Linked DNA regions of Homo sapiens: region 1 is linked to region 2. The links are chromatin contacts, found by Hi-C or POLR2A ChIA-PET in ENCODE. All regions are on one chromosome and are shown on one strand. The core of a region is the stretch at or near the end of the contact, and the rest is flanking DNA. Distances in the headings are between cores, read along the strand shown.

Region 1 (3,731 bases), core at 1,225-3,724, 7.4 Mb before region 2:
TAGCATGTTATGTGAAACCCTATACCATCCCTTCTTAAATACCTCTTACCAACACACCCCACATTTACCATGGTATGTGGGCTTCCTTGCTGCAGAAAGCCATAATCAGCTGTCTCTGGTTAGTTATGTTCCTGGTGGTATTTGGCTGATGGTCATCAACAAAGCAACCAGGAAAAATGTAAACAATTGGCAAATTTGGATAGAGTATGAGAACTCCTTATACTATTTTTGCAACTTTTCTATAGCTTTTAAATGATATAAAGATGAAAATATTTTATTTTGTTTTTAGTTTTTAATTTTTTTTTTTTTGAGACAGAGTCTCGCTCCCTAGCCCAGGCTGGAGTGCAGTGGCGCGATCTCGCTCACTGCAAGCTCCGCCTCCCGGGCTCACGCCTTTCTCCTGCCTCAGCCTCTGGAGTAGCTGGGACCACAACTGCCTGCCACCATGCCCAGCTAATTTTTTGTATTTTTTTTTTTAGTAGAGATGGGGTTTCACCATGTTGGCCAGGATGGTCTCGATCTCCTGACCTCGTGATCCACCCGCCTCGGCCTCCCAAAGTGCTGGGATTACAGGCGTGAGCCACCGCGCCCAGCAAAAATATTTTAGATATCAGGAAATAGTCATAAGGATAATGGGAATAATAAAATTGAGCATTATATAATATGGCAGTTCACTAGTTTATTCTTTTTTTTTTTTTTTTTTTTGAGTCTCACTCTGTTGCCCAGGCTGGAGTGCAGTGGCGTGATCTTGGCTCACTGCAACCTCCACCTCCCGGGTTTAAGCAATTCTCCTGCCTCAGCCTCTAGAGTAGCTGGGACTACAGGCACGTGCCATCACGCCCGGCTAATATTTGTATTTTTGGTAGAGATGGGGTTTCACCATGTTGGCCAGGCTGGTCTCAAACTACTGACCTCAAGTGATCCACCTGCCTTGGCCTCCCAAAGTGCTGGGATTATAGGCATGAGCCACCACAACCAGCCTCACTAGTTTAGTCTCTATTAGCAATATTTAAAATTTTCTATAGTTAAAAGACATATGGGAAAACACATTAAAATATAACAATTTTTAAAAAAATGTTTATCAACAAATATAGAAGTAGACACAAAGAAAGACAAAAGAAATCAATTAGAAGCTTAACAGTTACTACCTTTACATCTTGGATACATGGGTAATTAAAAAACTTTTTCTACTCTCATTTCTCCTATTTCAGACTTTTCCACAATGATACAGTTCCACAACAGTACGAAATACTTGGAAAACATGAAACAAAATAGTTGAGAAATTTTTAAAAATTCCTAGACGTCCAAGCCCACGAGCCTTGCTCTCAACGTCCTTTCAATCAGGTCCTAACTTGCTTTCCCTACGAGTCCAGCTAGTTCCTCTGCCTCAATGAGAATGTATCCAAGAGGTGATCAACTCAGGCTCTGACCTGGACTGCCTAGGTGCCAACCCCAGCTCTACCTCTCACTAGTTGGCTGCTATGCACCCTGTGTCTCACTCTCATTTTTAAAACAAAGAAAAGCAATACTTCACAGAGCCACAGTGTGGCCTAAATTTATTTGTATAAAGCACTTAGAATGAAGTTACCAATTACGGCTTAATGATTATCAACACCCATTCCCGAGGACACACTCTCGGTTGGGTGAACATCTCTATAAAGGAAAAAAGCCAAGGACCAATCACATAGAGATTTGCCCTCAGTAGCCAAGAAGTCCCCTCCCTGCAGCTCTTTTAGAAAGGTCAGGCTGGGGAAGGCGAAAGTTGTGAAATACCCTGACTGCATCGCGGTCCCCCATAAAAGTTAAATGCTCCCCGCCCTTCGTGGAAGCGGACGCAACTCGCTTTCCTAAAAAGAGGTCAGAAGGCCTCCCGGGATCATCCAGCGTCCTGCAGGGATTAGGGAGAAGGACCAGGGCCCCTGCAGCTGAAGCTATGACTCCACCCGGGGACCTGACCTCTTCGGGAAGTTAACAAGAGACCACCAGTCACCAAGTGACAGGGACTGCTTTAAGGTTCTCATTTGCGTTATCTCTTTCAGTTCCCAAAAACGATTCTACTAGGATGGTTCTAATGTCCCCATTACCAAAAACAGCAATGGAAAGTATAAGGACATTGAGTAACACTCCACGTCACACTGCGAGAAAGCGGTCGCACAGGTAGGGTGGAGAGAGGCAGGCTGAGCGAGGTCAAAGTCCTGGAAACGCTCACAGCAGGGCACAGAGGACCCCGCCAATTCCAACCCCCGGGATGCGAGCACAGCACCCCCATCCCAGAAAGCTTCCGTGGACGGGAAAAAAACCCCATTCCCCGCCCCCACCAAACCTCCGCTCTCCGCCAAGGCTTCTTTTCCCTTGCTTGGATCATCGATCATCGGGTCGTTGCGACCCCAAGCGAAGGTGACAAGTTCAGAAGGACCCGCCAGACGCAGAAATGGCTCAAACTACGCGGTTATGTAGCAACCGCAGGCTCACACACCGGAAGTGCTCGCGTCTCCACAGAGCGTCTGGACTCCACTTCCCAGAATTCCCCGGTTCAACTGCTTGAGCCAAAGGGTCCGCCATTCCATGAAGTTGATGGACTACAGTTCCCAGAATTCACTCGTCCACCCGCCTGAGCCAACTTGCCCGCGACTCAGAGTGTGTCTGGACTCCGCTTCCTCCAATGCCAAAGGAAAATGTCTATAATCTCACTCTTCAGCGGGAAGCGTTGGACTCCGCGGTGGTCCTTGACTACACACACCGCAGTGCCCACCGGGAACGTATTCCATATCTCTGAGCGCCTGGTGGGGAATGTGGACTGTGACCCTGTGAGTCGTCCGTCTCTCTTCCTGAGTCTTTGAGCGAAAATAGTGTATAGACAGGAATTCCTGAAGTCTAAACGCCTCCCACGATGACAGGAGTGTTATTGGGAAGAGAACAAACGAGGAGATAAAATCTTCAAGGATTAGGATAATCTGACGATGGGAGGTTAAAACTAACGGTTTAAAGGATGAGCCAGGTGGAATGGTTTGGCAGGGGCAATGAGGAGCAGGAAGACACCAGCCCCTACTCCAGAAGCTGTGGGACCACTGGTTTGGCAGGAAAAGCCACCCCCATTTAAGATCACAGCTACTAGTGGAGAAGCGGTGTCGTCATGGAATAGCTATCTTCCCATAAACTTTTCATGGTATTCATATTTCTCCTTAGATGTAGAAACATCAAATTTCAGCGAATGTAGTGAATTGCTCAGTACCTCAGAGCAATAATGACTGATGAAGAGCTAGGCATTGGTATCAATCTTACATTGAGATTGTAAATGCAGTAAAACGGGAGGATTCTATAGGTGAAGGAGCATGTCTTATAAAGAGTTTTCTTCCTGGCCAAGCGCAGTGGCTCAAACCTGTAATGCCAACCCTTTGGGAGGCCAGGGCAGGACGTTCCCTTGAGCTCAGGAATTGGAGACCAGACAGGGAAATACAGGGAGACTTCGTCTCTATAAAAATTTTTTTTTAACTGGCCAGGCATGGTGGCCTGATCTTGGGACTACAAGTTCCAAGTACTCAGGAGGCTGAGGTGGGAGGATTGCTGAAGCCCAGGAGTTTGATTGAGGCTGCAGTGAGCTATGATGCCACCACTGCCCTCCAGCCTAGGCAACAGATACCTCAATAATTAAAGATTTTTTTTTTTAAGTTTCTTCTTATTTCTTGGTGAAACATAATTTCTTTATTATAGTTAGCAATTTAAAAACTGGC
Region 2 (4,229 bases), core at 1,317-3,816:
ACGACGCCATTGCACTCCCACCTGGGTGACAGAGCGAGACTCCATCTCAAAACAAACAAACAAAACAAAACAAAAAAAAAACACATGTGAAACCTCTTAGAGTTTCTATAATAACGTGGTTAAACCTGCCTGGTTAACTAATAAGCATTTACTATTAAATCCTAATCATTATGCGAGATAGTACCTATTTAGTAATACCGGTTGGGGAAGTAGAGAAGAAAGTAATTACACTGTAGGCTCTAGACAGTTGAAAGAAATTTTTCTTTTAAATGAAGTTTGAAATTTGATTTTTACAGTAAATATTTTAATTAGAAAATGACTATTTTAATTACTACAAAGCTGACTTTGTGATTTTTAGTATTTCAAGTACTTTTACTTGGCTTAAAGTGATTTAGGAGGGCATTAAATCACCCTCAACTTCATCCAGGGGCAAGCAGGAGGCGGGGGGATGGGTGGGAGGGGACCTCAAATCTATATAACTATTCAAAGTGGTAGGGATGAAAGTATTTTACTTCTGTGCTACATATGGAGTCCTCATTTCAACATATTGGATTTAGTTTGTATGATGTTTCCAGGTAATGCAACCCTGTCATCTAGAAATTATAATTTTACCTCCTAGTTTCCAATGCTTGTGATATTTTAGTTATTAGAAACTGTCATAATTCTGCAAGCAAAATGAAATACACCAGACACACAGAGTTCTTCAGTCATTAACATCACTTACATAGTGATCCATTTTCAGTTATCATGGAATGTACACACAAAACCATGATAAATAACAATTAGCACAGACACATTCAGTTTCCTGTGATCTTACCTACTCCACAAAGCCACAATCCTATGGATCCTACATGACATTCACAACCCTGTTGAGCCCATCTTATAATTCCATACAAACATAGCAAAGCAAACTCAGAAACTACTTACTCCAGTTACACAATCTCACACACACAAATCACAACTAATCATTCTAAAAGGCTTATCAGCTTCTTGGAAAGTTAAATGTAAACTTACCAATTACCCAGCAACTTTTCTTCTAAATATTTGCCCAGGAGAAATGGAAACGTGCCAGCTTTATTCGTAATGTATAAAACCTGTAAATATGCCAAATGTTCAACAACAGAAAAATGACTACACAAATTGTGGTATATTTGCACAATGGAGTGCTGTTCAGAAAAAGAAAAATGAACTACACATGAAATCTCACACACATTAGGGTAAACTAAAGGAGAAATATGGAATTCCGGAACTGACAGTTACAGTGACACAAATCAGAACTATGGCTGTCTCTGCTTTGAAACTGACTGGAAAGGACACCAGCAAACTCCGGTGGTGCTGGTGTTGTAAACCAAAAATAAAATCCTAAGCACACCCAGACCATCTTGAATGGACCCCTCCTCTTGGCCAGGGCATTCCTAACCTGAAAAACTAGTAAAGCCATGATGGAAAGGCGGGGGTGGGCGGGTCGGACATGCTTCATTATACCCTCCTCCATTTTGGAATTACTGATAGAAAAGACCCCAAGTCTGAAAAGAAACATTTACAATCTATTCTCTGTGAAGCGTGCTACCTGGAGACATTCCTAAGTCTTACGTCAATAACTCTTTCAACCCATTGCCAATCAAATAATCTTTGAATCTACCTATGACCTGGAAGGCCAGCCACCTTCCAGCTGTCCCGCCTTTCCGGAGGGAATCAATGTACATTTTACATGTATTTGATTGGTGTCTCATGTTTCCCTAAAAGGTATAAAACCACATATATCCCGTCCACCCTGGGCACAGGTTCTCAAGATCTCCTGAGGGCTGGGCCACCGGCCATTGGTCACTCATATTTAGCTCAGAATAAGTCTCTTCAAATACTTTAGAGTCTGAGTCTTTTCGTCAACAGTGTAAAACACGCCCTAAGGCAGACACACACACACTGAACCGCCGCTACCTGCCAGATTCCATCTGGGGCCTTTCTCATGGTGCAAAACGGACAAAAACTCCAAGTCACCCTCAGGTTTACGACCACGGGTCACATCCTGAGGCCCCCACACTTAGAAGCCAGAGTGGAGCAAAACCTCGCCCGACTCAGGCTCCGAGTTCTCCCCTCGACCCTCCCCAGCCTAAAGGCTGTACCCGCTTCAGGCCTTCCCAGCCCGGCCCTCCAGTTCCTTCTTCGGCCTCCCTCAGCCTGGGGTCCGGGTTTCCTCCTCGGCTGAGCAGCCGGGTCCGCGACTCCCTTCACCCTCCCCGGCCCGGGCTTCCGGTTCTTTCCAGAGGTGAGGCAGGGGCCACCTAGAATTCCGCGGCCCCCCACCTCCCCCAAGACCACCCTCGCCCCAGCTTCCTGTTCCCCATTCTGTCCTCCCAACCTGGGTTCCCGATTACTGCCTCGACTTCACCTTGCCGTCAGGGACCACCAGCCGCCTCTTCCGCGCCTAGGGGACGCGCAGCGGCAGCCTCTGCTGATGGCAAGGGTCTGCGCACCCGGAAACTCCAGGGTCTGGGGCGTGGTGCGGCCCCTGCGGCCAGCGGGCTCCGCTTGAGCTTCAGGGCTCTTTCGTTGTTGGACTACGTTTCCCACAGGCCTCAGGGCCGCGGATGAACTTCGACCTTTGCTTCCTTTTCCGGTGTTGTGGTTATTGAGTTAAGCCTGGCGAGTCGAGGTGACCCGGGCCGGGCTGCGGGAGGAGCTCGCGGTGAGGTGGCCCCGCGCTGCCGGGCGAGGTCGGTCCACGTGGAGCCGGGAGCCTGAGGCCTCTGTACGCGGGAGCTGCGGACGATGGTGGTTAGTGCTATTGTTTACGACGTCATTGTGGTGTGTGTGTGTGAGAGACGGAGACCCTAGTGTGTGCCGTGGGTGCTGTTTGATCGGACTCAGGACGGTGAGTAGGGGCGGGGTCTATCGTGTGACCCTGGTCTACGGTGACGTGATCGTGTGACAGCACTGTTGTGACCAACTATAAGTGTGAACGGGGTAGAAGTGTTTTTTTGTTTTTTTTTGTTTGTTTGTTTGTTCGTTTTTTTCCGTGAGCCTGTAGGAGTTTGTTTTGGGTAAAGCGTCATTTTTCCGACTCTGTGATGTCTGTGATGGAATCTCTTCGTGAGGTCTTATACACACACACACACGCATATAGATAGATTACATAGATGATATATAGAAGATAGATAAATGATAGATAATAGATAGATAGATAGATAGATAGATAAGATAGATAAATGAAGTTTCCTGGGAAGACGTGAAGGGGAGGGCATAGGTGTAGTATTCATTCCTGGGATAACTCCCCTTGCATGAGTTTGGAGGCCATTTATACATTAAAGAACTACAGTATTTCCTGAGCTGTGTTCCCTAGAAACTGCTAGGCATTGGTCGTACCTTTTTCTCGGATGTGGGGAGGAGTCGACAGTATTCTAGTTTCCCTCTTCGATCTGGGTGTGTTTGTTGTGTGTGATGGGCTTTTCTGGTGGTGAACACTGTGTTCTTATTTAACCAGTCCAGGATGTCATGAGTCCTTTCTCCCTCTTGGTTATGTAGTTCTGCAAGTGAAGGCCCCCTGAAGTGGAAGACAGCATTGGTACTAATGGCCAACTCAAGGTTAGTTTTTTTTTTTGTTCATTTACCTGGTCCCTTGGTTTTCTCTTCCCAATTAACAACAGGACCGTAGAGATGGGTCCCCTTGTCCTCCATTGCCTTTCCAAATGCCCATTTCCCTTTCATTGAATATTCACATATGCATTAGGTAAATCATTCAATTCTCCCATGTGCTTCTTTTTTTCCAAAGGATTTTTATGGTATAGAAATACAACTCCTGGAGGAGAAGTTAAAACTTTTTTTTAGAATGTAATTTGTTAAGGAGGAGACGAGTGATTAAGTAGAATGGCACACTAGATACCTTTGATCTTATTTACAGACTTGATTTGCAAACAAAGCAAGATAGGAGATGGTAGGTATTAATCAGTAAGTGACAAAGTTGGCTTTGGAGACATTTAGGAGTGGGAATATGATAGGAGTTTTATGCAGAGAGGCTATGTCAACAAGGGCAGGGAGTTTTTCCAGAACATTCATGAGGGGATTTAAGTGGTGACAACCAAATCTTCTTTGAGATTTGGCAGTGTGACATTGGTGTAGATTGTGAGAGGCAGCCTGATACAGTGGTGTCTGAGTCTAAAGCAGCACAGTCTAATGCAAATATAATATAAAGCCACTTAGGTAATTTAAAAATTTCCATTAGACACTTTTTT

The links. Hi-C counts contacts between places; a loop is a spot of excess contacts on that map. ChIA-PET counts read pairs that join two places held with the same protein, here RNA polymerase II (POLR2A). Pooled maps may share reads with other maps.
Region 1: a pooled map shows a loop between it and region 2 (12-fold over the local background). The contact joins the promoter of ZNF230 here to the promoter of ZNF529-AS1 in region 2. A Hi-C loop is called at or near these places in 1 of 168 maps with a recorded cell type or tissue (posterior vena cava) and 5 of 50 pooled maps. POLR2A ChIA-PET finds 5 or more read pairs at or near these places in 1 of 52 experiments (naive thymus-derived CD4-positive, alpha-beta T cell).

The regions. Positions count from the first base shown.
Region 1 is chr19:44,001,700-44,005,430 of GRCh38, reverse strand. ZNF230 (zinc finger protein 230) reads right to left here and starts at 2,474. Exons shown (of 5, transcript NM_006300.4): 1 at 2,324-2,474. It overlaps ZNF230-DT (ZNF230 divergent transcript), which reads left to right and starts at 2,561. Exons shown (of 3, transcript NR_110727.1): 1 at 2,561-3,166. RefSeq lists an enhancer at 2,202-2,711.
Region 2 is chr19:36,571,686-36,575,914 of GRCh38, reverse strand. It overlaps ZNF529-AS1 (ZNF529 antisense RNA 1), which reads right to left and starts at 2,566. Exons shown (of 5, transcript NR_173348.1): 1 at 2,360-2,566; 2 at 1,015-1,094. It overlaps ZNF529 (zinc finger protein 529), which reads left to right and starts at 2,623. Exons shown (of 5, transcript NM_020951.5): 1 at 2,623-2,775; 2 at 3,523-3,582. The coding sequence starts at 3,569. RefSeq lists an enhancer at 2,477-2,566.